Regions from separate parts of the Homo sapiens genome. Here regions 2 and 3 are each linked to region 1. The links are chromatin contacts, found by Hi-C or POLR2A ChIA-PET in ENCODE. All regions are on one chromosome and are shown on one strand. The core of a region is the stretch at or near the end of the contact, and the rest is flanking DNA. Distances in the headings are between cores, read along the strand shown. Region 1 holds the start of ZBP1 (Z-DNA binding protein 1). Region 2 has its middle 58 kb from the start of RBM38-AS1. Region 3 has its middle 38 kb from the start of NKILA.

What was found. A loop is a pair of places that touch in the nucleus more often than their neighbours do. ChIA-PET counts read pairs that join two places held with the same protein, here RNA polymerase II (POLR2A). Pooled maps may share reads with other maps.
Region 2: a map with no recorded cell type shows a loop between it and region 1 (11-fold over the local background). The contact joins the enhancer-like site here to the promoter of ZBP1 in region 1. A Hi-C loop is called at or near these places in 5 of 37 single-sample maps with no recorded cell type and 5 of 50 pooled maps.
Region 3: a map with no recorded cell type shows a loop between it and region 1 (6-fold over the local background). The contact joins the enhancer-like site here to the promoter of ZBP1 in region 1. A Hi-C loop is called at or near these places in 1 of 168 maps with a recorded cell type or tissue (endothelial cell of umbilical vein), 1 of 37 single-sample maps with no recorded cell type and 6 of 50 pooled maps. POLR2A ChIA-PET finds 5 or more read pairs at or near these places in 6 of 52 experiments (HEK293, WTC11, activated CD4-positive, alpha-beta memory T cell and 3 more).

Annotation. Positions count from the first base shown.
Region 1 is chr20:57,618,267-57,622,811 of GRCh38, reverse strand. It overlaps ZBP1 (Z-DNA binding protein 1), which reads left to right and starts at 2,386. Exons shown (of 8, transcript NM_030776.3): 1 at 2,386-2,550. The coding sequence starts at 2,517. RefSeq lists enhancers at 2,137-2,426, 2,557-2,606, 3,687-3,796, 3,974-4,545.
Region 2 is chr20:57,448,678-57,453,222 of GRCh38, reverse strand. No RefSeq gene overlaps it. Among named protein-coding and RNA genes, the nearest start is that of RBM38-AS1, 58 kb to the right of the region's middle. RefSeq lists enhancers at 877-1,066, 683-1,183, 1,057-1,201, 1,243-1,742, 2,247-2,536 and 1 more and a cis regulatory region at 1,121-1,138. Within about 2 kb of position 2,667, at least 9 of the 41 ENCODE cell types and tissues checked have a DNase peak (open chromatin) inside an H3K27ac peak, as active enhancers do.
Region 3 is chr20:57,746,185-57,750,729 of GRCh38, reverse strand. No RefSeq gene overlaps it. Among named protein-coding and RNA genes, the nearest start is that of NKILA, 38 kb to the right of the region's middle. RefSeq lists enhancers at 1,340-2,197, 2,198-3,057. Within about 2 kb of position 1,934, at least 25 of the 41 ENCODE cell types and tissues checked have a DNase peak (open chromatin) inside an H3K27ac peak, as active enhancers do; they include endothelial cell of umbilical vein, where a contact is called at or near this core.

The DNA.
Region 1 (4,545 bases), core at 1,137-3,636:
GGGAGGGGTGGGCACGTCTTGGAGCTGTGATTCATCAAGTCTGGAGTCCAACCATGGGTTGGGGTAGGAGCTCCTCCCTGCAGATCAGAGGGAACTTGAAGCCAAGGTGCGCCCAAGCCCAGGTTGGTGAGCGGCATCACCTGGTGGCCAGTTCGGGCGTGGCACCCCAGACACCCAAGGGACTCAGCCTTGCAGGGCTCAGCCGGAGCCCCTTCCGGAGGGCACCTTCATCATCTCCCTCAGCACCCCACCTACCCCCCCATTTAAAGAGCACTATTGTTATTTCATAGGGTGATACCTGCAGTTTTCGCTTTTACATAAAAGGAGAATAAAAGCATCCTGCAGTTTGCTGTTATTGACTTGCCCCAGACTTACTGGTTCTCCACCTGGAAGCAGGAAAAGTCACCCAGGAGCATAAAAAATCTCACCCTCGGGCCCCAGCCGCAGAGGTTGGAGTTGACTAGTCTGGGCCGGCCTGGGCATTGAGACTTTTTTTTTGCTTCAAACACTTAACATGCAGGCAGGGCGGAAGACCTGGGCTCCAGGTGCTCGCTCTGCAAAGACAGATAGCTTCAGGATAAACCTCCGGACCCCCTTTCCATTTGTATTTGCCGCTAAGCTGCTCCTTATGCATAAATGGGGTCTGCAAGGAGCACAGACGTCTCTAGCCCTCCCAGCCCTCTGCAGATGAGACACAGACCCCAAGTCCAGGGACTTCCAGGGCTGAGCTCTCAACCCCCTTGGCTGCCAAAAGCTGGGGGGCCTTGTACACAGCATTCACCTCTGTGGGCCTCAGTTCCTCCTTCTGTGATCTGGAAGAGAACAGTGGCTCTGAGTTTTTCTGAGGTCACTGGCCCTTTTGAGAATTATGTAAGCAACGGGTCCTCTCCCAGAAGCATTCCTGTGAGGTGACCACGGTGCCCGTGACTACGGATGGCTCTGGGGCTCTAGCCCGACAGCTGGGCTGTATCAGCCCCTTAGGTCCTCACCTCGACCCCATGCGCTAGGTCCTTTGATTAAGTCCTTTTACACATGGGGAAACTGAGGCACAGAGGGGTTAAATAATTTGTCCGAGGTCACACAGCCGGTAAATGGCGGAGCCAGGTTTGGACCCAAGCATGCTGACCCAGGCTTGCATTCCGAACCACTCGGCTGCTGACCCCAGGCATCTGACTCTGGAATTAATAAGCAAGTTTTATGATGAGGCGGGGAACTCCACGCCATCTGTGCACTAAGGGTGATTCACCAGTGACTTCTGGGTGTTATAGATCAGGAAACACAATTGGGGAATGGACAGGACAAGCTCTGTCATGGACTCTGTGTGGCCTTGGACAAGTGATCTTGCCTTTCTAGCCTCAGTTTCCCCCCTGAGAAGAAGACAGAACTGGCCCCTACCCTGTAGATGGGTTGGAGGAGCACTTGAGATTGGAAAACGCATAATAGGTGTTCATTAAAGAGGCTCACATGGATACACACAAGAACAATCTCAGGGCCTTCACGCACCTAAATGTTCTGCCCCTAGTGTGGGCAAGGGAAACAAACTGGAAGAAGACAAGAAAAGCCACTGAGAGCTGGGGACGGTGCCTCTGTAGCACCTGTGAGTCCCCGAGGAGGAAGTACTACAGGAACCAGCGGGGCCGGGCGTGGGGGCTTGCGGCTGGAATCCCAGCACTGTGGGAGGCCAAGGCAGGCAGATCGCTTGAGCCCAGGAGTTTGAGACCAGCCTGGGCAACACGATGAAACCCCATCTCTACAGAAAATACAAAAATTAGCCGGGCATGGTGGTCTAGGCCTGTGGTCCCAGCTACTAGGGAGGCTGAGAGGTGGGAGGATCGCTGGAGTCCGGAAGGTCGAGGCTGCCGTGAGCCGTGATCACGCCACTGCACTCCAGCCTGGATGACAGAAACCCTGTCTCAAAAACAAACAAAAACACAGAAACCAGATAACCAGCCCCAGCCCCTCACATCATCAGAGTGATGCCACGCCCTGGCATCCCCCTCCACGTGGTGCATGCTCTTTTTTTTATTTTTATTTTCTTCAGTTCTCTGATGCTGATTCAGAAAATAAAAATGTAGAGGTCCAGGTGGGCTGTGCCTGGAACGGGGAAGGTGAGGGAAGTCCTCTGTCTCAAAGGCCTCTTCGGAGGACGCTCTGGTCTTGCCAAGTTTACAGCTCCTCCCTGTCAACATCAAGTCAGGTCCCCAACTCTGTCTTGCTCATCCACCTGGCTTCCACTTTTTTTTTCTTTCAAAAGACGAACAGAGAAGTTTCATTTTCTTTTTCTCCTGAAACCGAATCTGGCCGGCCTGGCTAGGCATCTATTTCCGGGCTGTAAGCAGCTGACACCTGCCCAGTGGAAGCTGGCATCCCTCCCCTTGTGGGTTCAGAGCTGCAAGAAGCACCAGGCTCGGCCACTTCAGAAGCCCCAGCCTCGACCTAGCCCACCCTCTCAGGGCCACAGTGCAGAAGCCTGCACACCTGCCAAGTCTCTCCGACTCCTTGCAGCTGCTGTCAGCATGGCCCAGGCTCCTGCTGACCCGGGCAGAGAAGGTACAGTACTTCTTCCTTCCAAGGACCAGCGGTAGCTCCCGGGGTGAGATTTCTACTTCTCTTTCCTCCTGTTTCGCTTGGTCCAGATCATGATGACAATAGCAGTATCCTAAAGAATAGTAGACCAGCTGGGCGTGGTGGCTCACGCCTGTAATCCCAGCACTTTGGGAGGCGAGGTAGGTGGACTGTTTAAGCTCAGGAGTTTGACACTAGCCTGGCCAACATGGCGAAACCCCATCTCTACTAAAATTACAAAAATTAACCGGGCATGGTGGCGCATGCCTGTGATCCCAGCTACTCGGGATGCTGAGGCTGGAGAATCGCTTGAACCCGGGAGGTGGAAGTTGTAGTGAGCTGAGATGTCGCCATTGCACTCCAGACTGGGTGACAGAGTGAGATTCCATCTCAGAAAAAAAAAAAAAAAATAGAAAGGGACAGCATAGCCATCCCCCTTTGACAGCTGACTGTGCCCCAGGCACCTCGAAACATGCTTTCCAAGCATTTCCTGATGGCCTGCAGGGACAAGTGCCATGTCATTCCCATTTTATAGATAACTGAGGCCCTGAGAGGTGAAATGACACTCTCAGGGTAACACAGCTGGCGAACGCTGGTGTTAGCGTCTGAACACCCATGTCACAGTCATATCGAGAACAAAGCGGTTTGCTTTGATGAGATACATGTGTGCCTTTGTTCCCCCTTGTTGCATCCTTTCCTCAACTAACATTTCATTCATTTTATTCCTGGAAGAGTTGCAATGAAAGCCAATAGTGTATCGAGTAATTGCTGTTCTCTAGGGTCTCCACTAAGCGCTGTGGACTGTAGGTGAAGTGTGGTTTTGCGGTTTGGGGGATGTGTTTGTTTTGTTTTTAATCCTCACCACAATCTTTGAAGTAGTTATTACTGTCTCCATTTCACAGAAGAGGAACCTGAAGCCGGAGGGGAGGTCACACAGCTAGTAGTTGGCAGGGCTAGGAGCTCAAACCCAGGAAATCAGCCATCAGAATTTTAAAAAACCAACACAGAGTGTGCCCCGGGAGGGCTAATGTCAGGGTGTGGCCCAGGAGCCGGGCTGACCGCGGAGGTCCTGTGGAGCTTCCTCTTCGGGGACTCACGGGTGCTGACGCAGGTTCCGGACTCAGCCCTCGCTGGCTTTTCTTGTCTTCCTCCCCAGTTGATTTTCCTTTTGTGACCAAATTGTTGCCTACACCTGCTCCATTTTACAATTTCCCATTTTCAGACACAGTAGCCTGGGACTCAGCAGTCGAGGCCAGCCCAGGGCCAGTGCTTGTCCTGCATCCACACCTCTGACCCCCATCTCCTCTGGGGTGTGTGGAGCCGAGGCAGTGGCTCCCTAAGGTCAGCCTTCCAGAATCAAAACTGCGGCCAGGCGCAGTGGCTCACGCCTGCAATCCCAGCACTTTGGGAGGCTGAGTTGCGGGGATCACCCAAGGTCAGGAGTTTGACACCAGCCTGGCCAAAAAGGGAAACCCTGTCTCTACTAAAAATACAAAAATCAGCCGGGTGTAGTGGTGCGTGCCTGTAATCTCAGCTACTTGAGAGACTGAGGCAAGAGAATTGCTTGAACCCAGGAGGTGGAGGTTGCAGTGAGCCGAGATCACACCACTGCAGCCGCAGACCAGGCAACAAGAACGAAATTCCATCTCAAAACCAAAAAACAAAAAACTCTGCGAGACAAGGTGAAGCCAGGTGTGAAGTCAGGTGCATGGAGGTGCTGCTGGCTGCCGGTGGGGGAGTTTGGTGGGCGCAGGAGTGGGAATTCCCAGGTCTTCTAATTGGTCTTCACCTGCACACGGCAAGCCGGTCAGCGTTGTAACCATCAGGGTGAGGCACAAACTGATTCTTCCCTCCCCTACAAGTGCTGTGACCAAGGAACCCTGGGCAAACCTGGAGAATCCTCTGAACAGGAAAGAAAGCCCAGATGACAAAGGACTGAGTCACTGTCCTGGAAGGGGAACTCAGGTCTTTCCAAGAAGG
Region 2 (4,545 bases), core at 1,418-3,917, 170 kb after region 1:
AACTCCTGGGCTCAAGCAATTCTCCCACTTCAGCCTCCCAAAGTGCTGGGATTATAGGCATGACCCACTGCACCCAGCTACTTTAAGTTTTTTTGTAGAGATTGGGTCTCACTATGTTGCCCAGGCTGGACAGTCATTTTAACTCCACCAGGTGTCCTGCCTTCCACAGGCATTCCTTTGTCAAAGTCAGAATCAAGCCCTGAGGTTGTACCATCACATCACCCTGCACCTGGTCACTTCTCACAGCCTCCCGCCCTCGTCATGTGAAGCCACTGACACCTCTCTCCTCCTCACCTCCTCCCTCTTTCTGCCCTTACACCCTAGTCTTTATTTATTTATTAAGACAGAGTTTCACTCCTTTTGCCCAGGCTAGAGTGCAATGGCATGATCTCTGCTCACTGCAACCTCCGCCTCCTGAGTTCAAGCGATTCTCCTGCCTCAGCCTCTCAAGTAACTGGGATTACAGGCACACACCACCATGCCCGGCCCCACTCTACCACTCTAGTCTTTAAAACACAAGGCAGAACAATCTCATGGGCCCCGTTGTCCCCCGTCTCACTCAGTCAAGTCCAAAGCCCTCAACAGTGCGGCACAGGCCCATCCCGGCCCGACCATCCCTCCCCACGACAGCCCCTCCAACCTCATCCCGCCACACTCCTTCTTGTTCACTGCCCTGCAGCCACACTGGCCACCCTGCTGCCGCCCCTGCCTCAAGGCCTTTGCACTGGTTGTTCCCTCTGTTTGGCACATCCTGCGCCCAGGGCCTGGCTCATTCTCTCCATTCAGATGTCTGCTCAAATGTCACCTCCCCAGAGGCCTTCTCTGACCACCCTGCCTAAGGCAGGCTCCTGTCCCATCCTCCTCCTGCCCTTTACCCGGTTTAACTGTCTCTGGCGTCCTTCCACCTGACATAGCATAGACAGCACGTGCTTGTGGGTTTATTCCCGGCATGGCTGTGCAGATGGCCCAGCAACTGGCCTGAGAAGGCTTCAATAAACACTGGCTGAACAAATGAAAGAGTAGGTGAATGAATGATTGAGTGAACGAGTAAGCAGATGAAGACCCATCCTGAAGACTCATCCAACCCTAATTGCTCATGAGTGTTGCCAAGTTGCCGCTCTTGTGAGGGGCAGATAAGAATGTGGTTTCCAAAGTTCCGGTTCCTCTTGAGCAGCGGAAGCGCTCCCCTGTGACCTCTGCAGTGGGAACAGCAGCATCCCCTCTCATAGCCCCGCAAAGACAAGGCTCCTGGGCCTCCTTCTAAGGGGCAGCAGGACTCGGGGTGCCTGGGGAGGTCAGGCCTGCATCCCAACACCAGCACTGTCCCCATGGGCTGTGCGGGCCCGGGCTGGTTACCTGACCTCTCTGTGCCTTGGTGTTCTTATCTACAAGATGGGTACAAAGAGGATTTACGTGGCTGCAGGGCTGTTGTGAGAACTGAATACACTCATACGCAGCCAGGCTGAGAATGGTCCCCCGTGAGTGCTCAGTAAGCAAGAGCAAGCATCACCACGTGGCACCATGGAGAAGGGTGGTCTTCCATTATCTCCTTCTCTTTCTTGGGGCAAGGCGAGGCATGTGATTGTCCCCATCTGGAGCTTGGCCAAGCCAGAGCAGGGGATGTGACAGAGCCCTCAGCATGGTGACATCCCGGAGTTTTGACTATGGGGCTGCAATAGCCACAAGTGCACTGGTGTGCCATGCGGATGTTTCACCTTCGGGGTCTGCCTGGGATGAGCTGCCATCCCCCCTTCTTTGCTGCTGAGGCAGTCAGACCTGAATTGTCTCCACCCCACTGCCAGCTTCACTGAGGAGGAAAGAGAAAGAAAAGGAATGCCGAGGCCCCCAGACAGGAGGCCAAAGATACACAGCCCTCTGGGAAAGGGGGAGGTGGATGCCCAGAGGTGAGGAGTGCTGGCCTGGGGGACTCCTTCGGGGGGCTCCGGGGCTGGCTAGCTGCGGGTGCTGGGCCCAGCCCTGGGCTTGTGTGCCCATAGGGACTGTACCTTCCACATGAGGGGACGTGACCAAGCGGCTGCAACCACACACCTCCCGGCCGGGGCTCGACAGAGCAAGAGGGTCATGAGTATTTCTCACAGAAGGTGAAGTGTGCAGACACAGTGCCATCTGTGGCCTGCACGCTCTCCGGGCCCCTCCAAGCCACCCCCTCCGTCCTTTCTCAGGCCGGGTCCACCCTAGAAACCCAGTGTGTTGGCAGCAGTTTGCCCCAGATGGTCCCTGCTGCTCCCAGCACCTCAGCTCACCCGGCCATGCCCCAGCCTCCAGTGCACTTCATCACCTGCCCTAGAAGCAAGATGCTGAGACCTCGAAGACTGCACTCAGACCCTCAGAGCAAAATATTCGCAACTAATGTGCCAGCAAATTTCCCAAAGCCAAGTAAAACTTAGGATCCAGCAACCCTCCAGTGAGTCCCGAGCAAGGGGCTCGATGATGTGGTTTTGCTCTCCCTCTCCTCAGGCCACTCTGGGCAGGCAGTTTGTCACCGGGAGAGATGACTGCCCCCCCTCACTGGAGCAGGACTGGTGACCACACTGGCAGCCAGATGTTGGCCCAGCGTCGTAAATGATGCAGGACGGCTTATCGGCCACAGGAAGCCAGAGAGCCAGGCTGCAGCCACACAGAGTGAAGAAACAGGCTTGTGGGAGAGGAAGCTGCCCAGCCTCGGTTATGCAAAGTATACGGGGGTGCGGGGTGGGGAGCGGGGGGGCTCTTCCTCTATTACATAATTATCTCTGCATCCCTGCTGGAGGGAGGCTTGCACCTCAGCTGCACTTCCGAGTCACTTGGGGTGTCGAGTGCCACCCTAGGGATTCTGGCACAGTTGGTCTGCAGCATGACCTGGGCAGGAGGGTTTTTTAAAGCCCTCTGGATGATTCTAGGAGCAGCCAATGTTATAAACACAGGCTCCAGATTTAGAACACAGGCTCAGGTTCAGGAGCAGAGCTTCAGCCTACAGGTCCTGAGGGATCCCACCCAACTGCGAGGATCACAGAGACTAAGCTGTGAATAGTGCCCTGGAGTTGTGCAGTTTACAGCCTGTGCAACTGGACACAGCCGACCTGATGGGGGGCAGGGGAGAAAGTGAGCATCCAAACTACTTTGTTGGTGAAGAATGACATGGAGGTGCAGGTTCAGACCCCAGTGCTGCCACCTGTTCAGGGAATTTGTACTCGGTGCCTCCTGTGTACGGGCACTATGTACCCAACCTGAGTCATGCAGATGATATTTATGGGAGGGAGACAGAGAGAAAACAAATAATCCCGCACACAAATATATAATGACACATTTAGTAAAAACAGGCGGCAGGAAAGAGCAAGGGAAGTGTGGTGGGCAGAATAATGCCCTCACCCCAGTCTTAGAACCTGTAACTACTCTAGGCTGCTCGGCGAAGGGGAATTTGGGCAGCAGATGGAACAGAGGTTGTGAATCAGCTGGCCTGGAGATGGGGAGATCATCCTGGACCATTGGAGAGGGCCCAGTGTCCTCACAGGAACCCTTCAAAGTGCAAGAGGGAATGGGAAGAGGGGCGGCAGAGGGAAGACTCACCCCGAGGCTGCTGCCTTGGAAAGGGAGGAACCGAGGACCTGAATCCTGCCAACCACCCCAATGAGCGGGAAACAGGTGCTCCTTTGAGCTTCCAGAAAGGGGCACAGTCTGCTGACACCTTGACTTGGGCTCACTGAGACCCTGGACAGAGGGTCAGTGGAGCCCACCCAGACGCCTGACTTAAGGAGCAGGTGAACTAATCAAGAGGTACTTCAGGCCATGGCACTGGGGGTCACGTGTGATACTAGCAAACAGAAAACACACAGTCAAAGCCTCAAGCGAGAGTATGGTCTAGTTTGGGGGTAAGAGAAGCCTTCCTGAAGAAATGGCATTTGGGGTAAGACCAAGAGGAAGAAGAGAAATGAACTTGGCAAAGTAGGGAGGCAGAGAGAAAAAAGCGGGCCAGGGCCCTGGGCAGGAAGAAACCCACTGTGAGCAAGGGAGGGAGAGAAGTCCAGTGCGAGGCACTATTGCACGCTACCAGCCTCAGCTTCCTTGCCTGTGAAATGGGATTATAACAGCATGCCCTCATTGGGAGAATGAAGTGGGCTGGGAAATCGTACAGCAAAGTAGCTAGAGTTCCACAGTCAGGGTTCAAACCCTAGGTCTTCTGGTTACTGCTTGAGTGACCTTGGACAGGCTGTTTTCCCTACCCGAGCCTCCATTTCCCGCGAGCCTGCTGTGAGTCTTAGATAAGACTGTATCCGCAGCATCCTCAATAAATGTGGACTGTTGTTTTTGTTAGGGGAATAAGGCCCAGAGACAGCAAGAGACCTGGTGGCTGAGCCAGGTGAAAAATAAGTCTCTTGTCTCCGGCCTCAACTCTGTGCAGCCTCTCAATCTGCAGGGCCAGGGTCAACTGAGGAAAGCAAAATTCAAGCCAGGTGAGTTGCGGCCCAGGGTGGCTCAGGAGAGGGGTGTGTGTGTGTGTGCATGTGTGGGTGTGCTGGAGTGGCATGTGCATGTGTGTGTGAGTGT
Region 3 (4,545 bases), core at 685-3,184, 130 kb before region 1:
ACACACAACTTTAAATAAGAGAGAGACACTGTCCTACAGTACGATGTATGGTAAGGGGAGAGGAGGGAGCCACTGCACGGAGCTGGCTGTCAGGGAATGTTTCCTGGAGGAGAAGGCTTCTGAGCTCTCAGAGAATGTTGTATCTCTTTCAGTCAATGGAGGATCAGCCCCAGAGAAGGAACCCTCTTGGTCTCACCTGCTTCTTCTCCAAGAAGATTAAGTCCTGATAGGGCTGCCTCCCCTTCCTACGTGCAATGCCGCTGGGATTTGCTGGGCTAAGACAGAGAGGGGTAACCATTGTCTCTAAACACCATAGGGTCCTTGCCTCTGTTTTTCCTCTGTTCCCTGCTGCAGACATAAATTTGGGTGACTTCATAATCCCTGCTTTGTGCCAGATGCTGCTGAAGCCCTTTGTCTTAAGTTAAAGAGGGGCACCATTATGATAAACGTGCCCATTTCACAGATAAGCAAATGGGCACACAGAGAGGTTAAGTGCTGTGACCAAGGTTACACAACTGGAAAATTCAGAGCCAGGATTTTGAACCCATTCAGGCTGGTTCCTTCAACCAGGCACTCCCCCTCTCTTCAGGCACATTTCCTTCCAGCTGCTCACTCTCTTCTGCTGTTACAGGAAAGCGGTCCCCATCCAGACCCCAAGTGAAGGTTCTTGGATCGCAGTTGCGCAAGAAAGGGTGAGTCCACAGTGCAAAGTAAAAGCAAATTTACTAAGAAAGTCAAGTGGTGAAAGGACAGCTACTCCACAGACAGAGGAGGACATTCCCGAAAGTAAGAGGAGGAACGCGTCCACCCTAGGTACAATGCTTGTATATATGGGCAGATGTGCTCTGCTACGAGGGTTTGTGATAAAGGATTAGTTTTCTTAATTACTGTATTTTACAAGAATCGATATTATTATCTTTAAAGTAAAATTAGGAATGCCTTTGTTCTCCAGATATCAGGATATCTGGACACTCCCAAGTCTGGGTCTGTTTAGTAAACATTATTAATTTGTTCCTTAACCATAAACATCTAGAGGCTCAGAATGCCTGACTTTCTGGGAACGCAGCCCAGCAGGTCTCGGCCTCATTTTCCAGCCCTCACTCAAGATGGAGTCGCTCTGGTTCCAACGCCTCTGACACTGAGACACTCCAGTACCCCCAGACCCTCCTCCTCCTCCCATCTCTCTCCCTTCACCCCTCCCTCCCTCCTCTCCTCTCTCCCTGCCTTCCTGCCCTTGCACTGCCAGGCTGGCATTGAGGAAGGTCGGCTTCCTTCCGCAGACAGCACATTTCAGCCAGCTCAGCTTCCTGAAGGCAACCCTCCTCCAAACCCTTTACAATTTATTTATCTAATTAAAAATCTCTCAGCAGCTCAACATGCTTGAAGAGTTCATATTTAACCAACACTCACGGCCACCCCAACCCATCCAGGCAGGGCAGGCCCTCCCAAGAGCCTTGCCCTCTCAGGCCCTGGGAGCTGGGCTGGGCAGAGCCTCCACTCAGCTCCCCAAGTCCACCTAGAGCAGGGGGGCCGGGCACCCCAGGCTCGCCCTGGCCCCCGCCAGCTGCGTTTCCGGCCAATGAACCTGCCGCTCAAAGCCTCCTTTTTAATTAACTCCATATCTCAGGCGGCCGGAGCACGTGGGCAAACTTCTGTCTGACTTCCCTGCGAAGCCCAAGCACACCCCAGTTTGCTTTCTAAGAATAGAAGCGGGAGATGGCGGGGAGGGAGGAGGCCGGAATCTAAAAATGAATGCGCAGCCCAGAGCGAAACAACCCAGGCCAGCAGAGGGGAAAGAACGCGGCGCACGCGTGCACACACACGCGCGCGCACACACACACGCACACACACGCAGAGCCCAGCCCAGTGGAGCTGTCTGCTGCCATCCTGGGTGTGAGCCGCGGACCTGGCAGCCTGCCCAGCTGTCTGGCAGGGATGGGGGTGGCGGTGGCGCTGCTCATCCCGGCAGCAGGCAGCTGGGGACGCCCATGGGAGTCTGGAATTTTTTTTTCTGGGCCGCTTGGTTTTCCCCAGTAGACAGAGGTGACTCACAGGCTGGCAGGCTAAGTGGCTCAGGGGATCATGAGAGCCCCGATGCTGCGGTGCAAAGTTCCAGGAATTCAGAAACCAAAATGCCTGGGGCAGGAGAAAGGGCAAGACTTAGCCCCCACCAGGAAGACCAGGGAGAAAAGGTAACTCCAGCTCCACTGTTGAGGGGACACTTTGGAAGAAATCGGGATGTCTACTTAGCTGCTAGTAATAATAACAATAAAAACAACACCACCACCAGCTGCCATTCATTGAGATTTTGCTCTGTCACGCTCCGTTCTAAACTCTATACTTGGAATATCTCGTGAGCCTCACAACAGCCATGCGTGGTACCACTACTCCTGCCCCCATTTCCCTGATGAGGAAACTGAGGCCGGGGAGTTTGCTGTGTGCCCAAGCTCACATACTCAGGAAGGGCTACGCCAGGATCTGAACCCAGGCGGGCCTCCTGCACCAGCAGCAGCACGTCCCTGAAAGCCAGCCCTGCCCGTGGGTGCCTATGCTTGCAGCTGTGGCACCCAGGAGTGGCCGGCACCCCGGGCAGACGTGCCGGTAGGAGTGAGGTTATGGTTCAGTATCAGGTAACAACGAACCAAACAGAGAGAAAGTTTTCCCCTCCCAATTGTCTTTCACCCTTCCTAATTATCTGTGAAGGAGAAAGTCTCAGTTGGGTGCCAACTTGTCCTCAACACTCCCTGAGCACTTGGATTCCTTTTTTGAACCAAGAGAGCAGGCTCACGCTCACGTAGACATGGGTAACACTATTTTACTTTCGCGGTGTTTATTTTTCCATCTAGTTTTGGAAAGTTACCCAGATTTCCTCTTAGGGTAGTGATACAGAGTTCACTTTTAAGACAAATTAAGTTTTGTAAGTTAGTCGAACATTTCAGAGGGAGAGAGATACTGAAATATTTGTGGATGCAAAGACATGATTTCTGGGGTATGCCTCAGAGTAATCTGCAGTGGAGGAGCGAGTGAAGACATGGAAGAAACAAGATCAGCCACGAGTGGACACTTTTTGAAGCGAAGTGATGGGTATATTACATATCATTTCAAATATTGTATCTTATATTGCAACATTTAATATGACATGTTATATATAATACATACATTATATATTATGAGTATATTGTATTAGATTAGATTACATTATATTATTCAGGCCACTTTTGTATGTATTTAAAATTTTCCATAATGAAAACATTTTTAATGCTATATAAAAACTTTGTTAACTTATCTTAAAGAAAAAAGCGAAGAAATAGTATGAGTGGCAGCCAGACATGGCAGAAAGTATGACGGTGAAGTGCAGACGACTGAGGTGTGCAGAAGGTTAACAGAGGACATGCTTCCAACATTTCCAAGTTCATGATTTCCTTTTTGGGAAGCAGGGGAAGGGGCAGGCCCTCTCTCCGGCCTCCCTCAAAGCTCTGCCCCTCTGGTCCCCGCCAACCCCTGGTGAGGAAGCCCCCTGGTGAGGTTGGGGGTCTGATGTCATCCTGGCAGACCTTGAGGGGAAGGGCAGAAAGGGAAGCATTGCCATTTTCTCTTTTCCTTTCAAGGATATAAAAGTGCACGATTGCCCAAATGATTCCCATCTGGAAATCTAATGTATTAGGAGTAAACAGTCCTGGCTGGGGTGGGGGTGGGGGAGAGGTCATTCACAGGCCACTCTGCTGGCCCCTCTGGGAGTACACAGACCTTCTGGTCCACCCAGAGCCCAGTACCAGGGAGGGTGAAACCCCTTGGTAGAACTAGAGCAGATCCCGAGGGGCTCTGGGCTTTAAGAGTTGGCCTGAGTGGTCTCGCCCAGCAGATCATGAGCCCATCAGGCAAAGGTAGGAGGAGCCCCCAAGTCCCCACCCAGCTTCAAATCTCTGCCCTTCCCAAAGGACAAGACAGCAGAATGGCTCCTTTCACATAGGTATTCATTTATTCGTACATTCATTCATTCAGTTATTTAATGATTATTAAGTGCCTACTGCATACCAGGGACAGTTCTAGGGGCTATAAATATGAAGAGATAATGATACTTCCCAGAGTCTTAACACTGAGAGGTCAGGATGGACAGTCACTGCCTCCATGTTCAAGTGGGAGATCCAAGACATCCCCAGAGGGGGCAGGCATTACAGAGTGAAAGCAAAGCCCTGTGAACACCAGCAGCTGACTTGTGCGTACGGGATGCCCTGTCCTTTGCCCGCACGACACCCTCCCCCTGCCCGCATCTCCTTTGGTCCCCGCAGCAGCCTGTGAGGTGGTGGTTGGCAGGTGCATTCCACATCCTGAGCTGGGGAGGGGGAACGTGCCCAGGTTCACCCGGCTGGCATGCACAGGGCAGCGATTCCAATCTGGCGACAGTGATGGACTTGCCAATTACCATGCATCAAGCACGCTGTCTCAGGGAGTCTGGAATGGCCCTGCCAGACCCACCTAATGATGCGCCCTTGGCAACTAAGGAAACTGAGGCGCAGAAAGAAATGAGTTCCAAACACAGTGGTG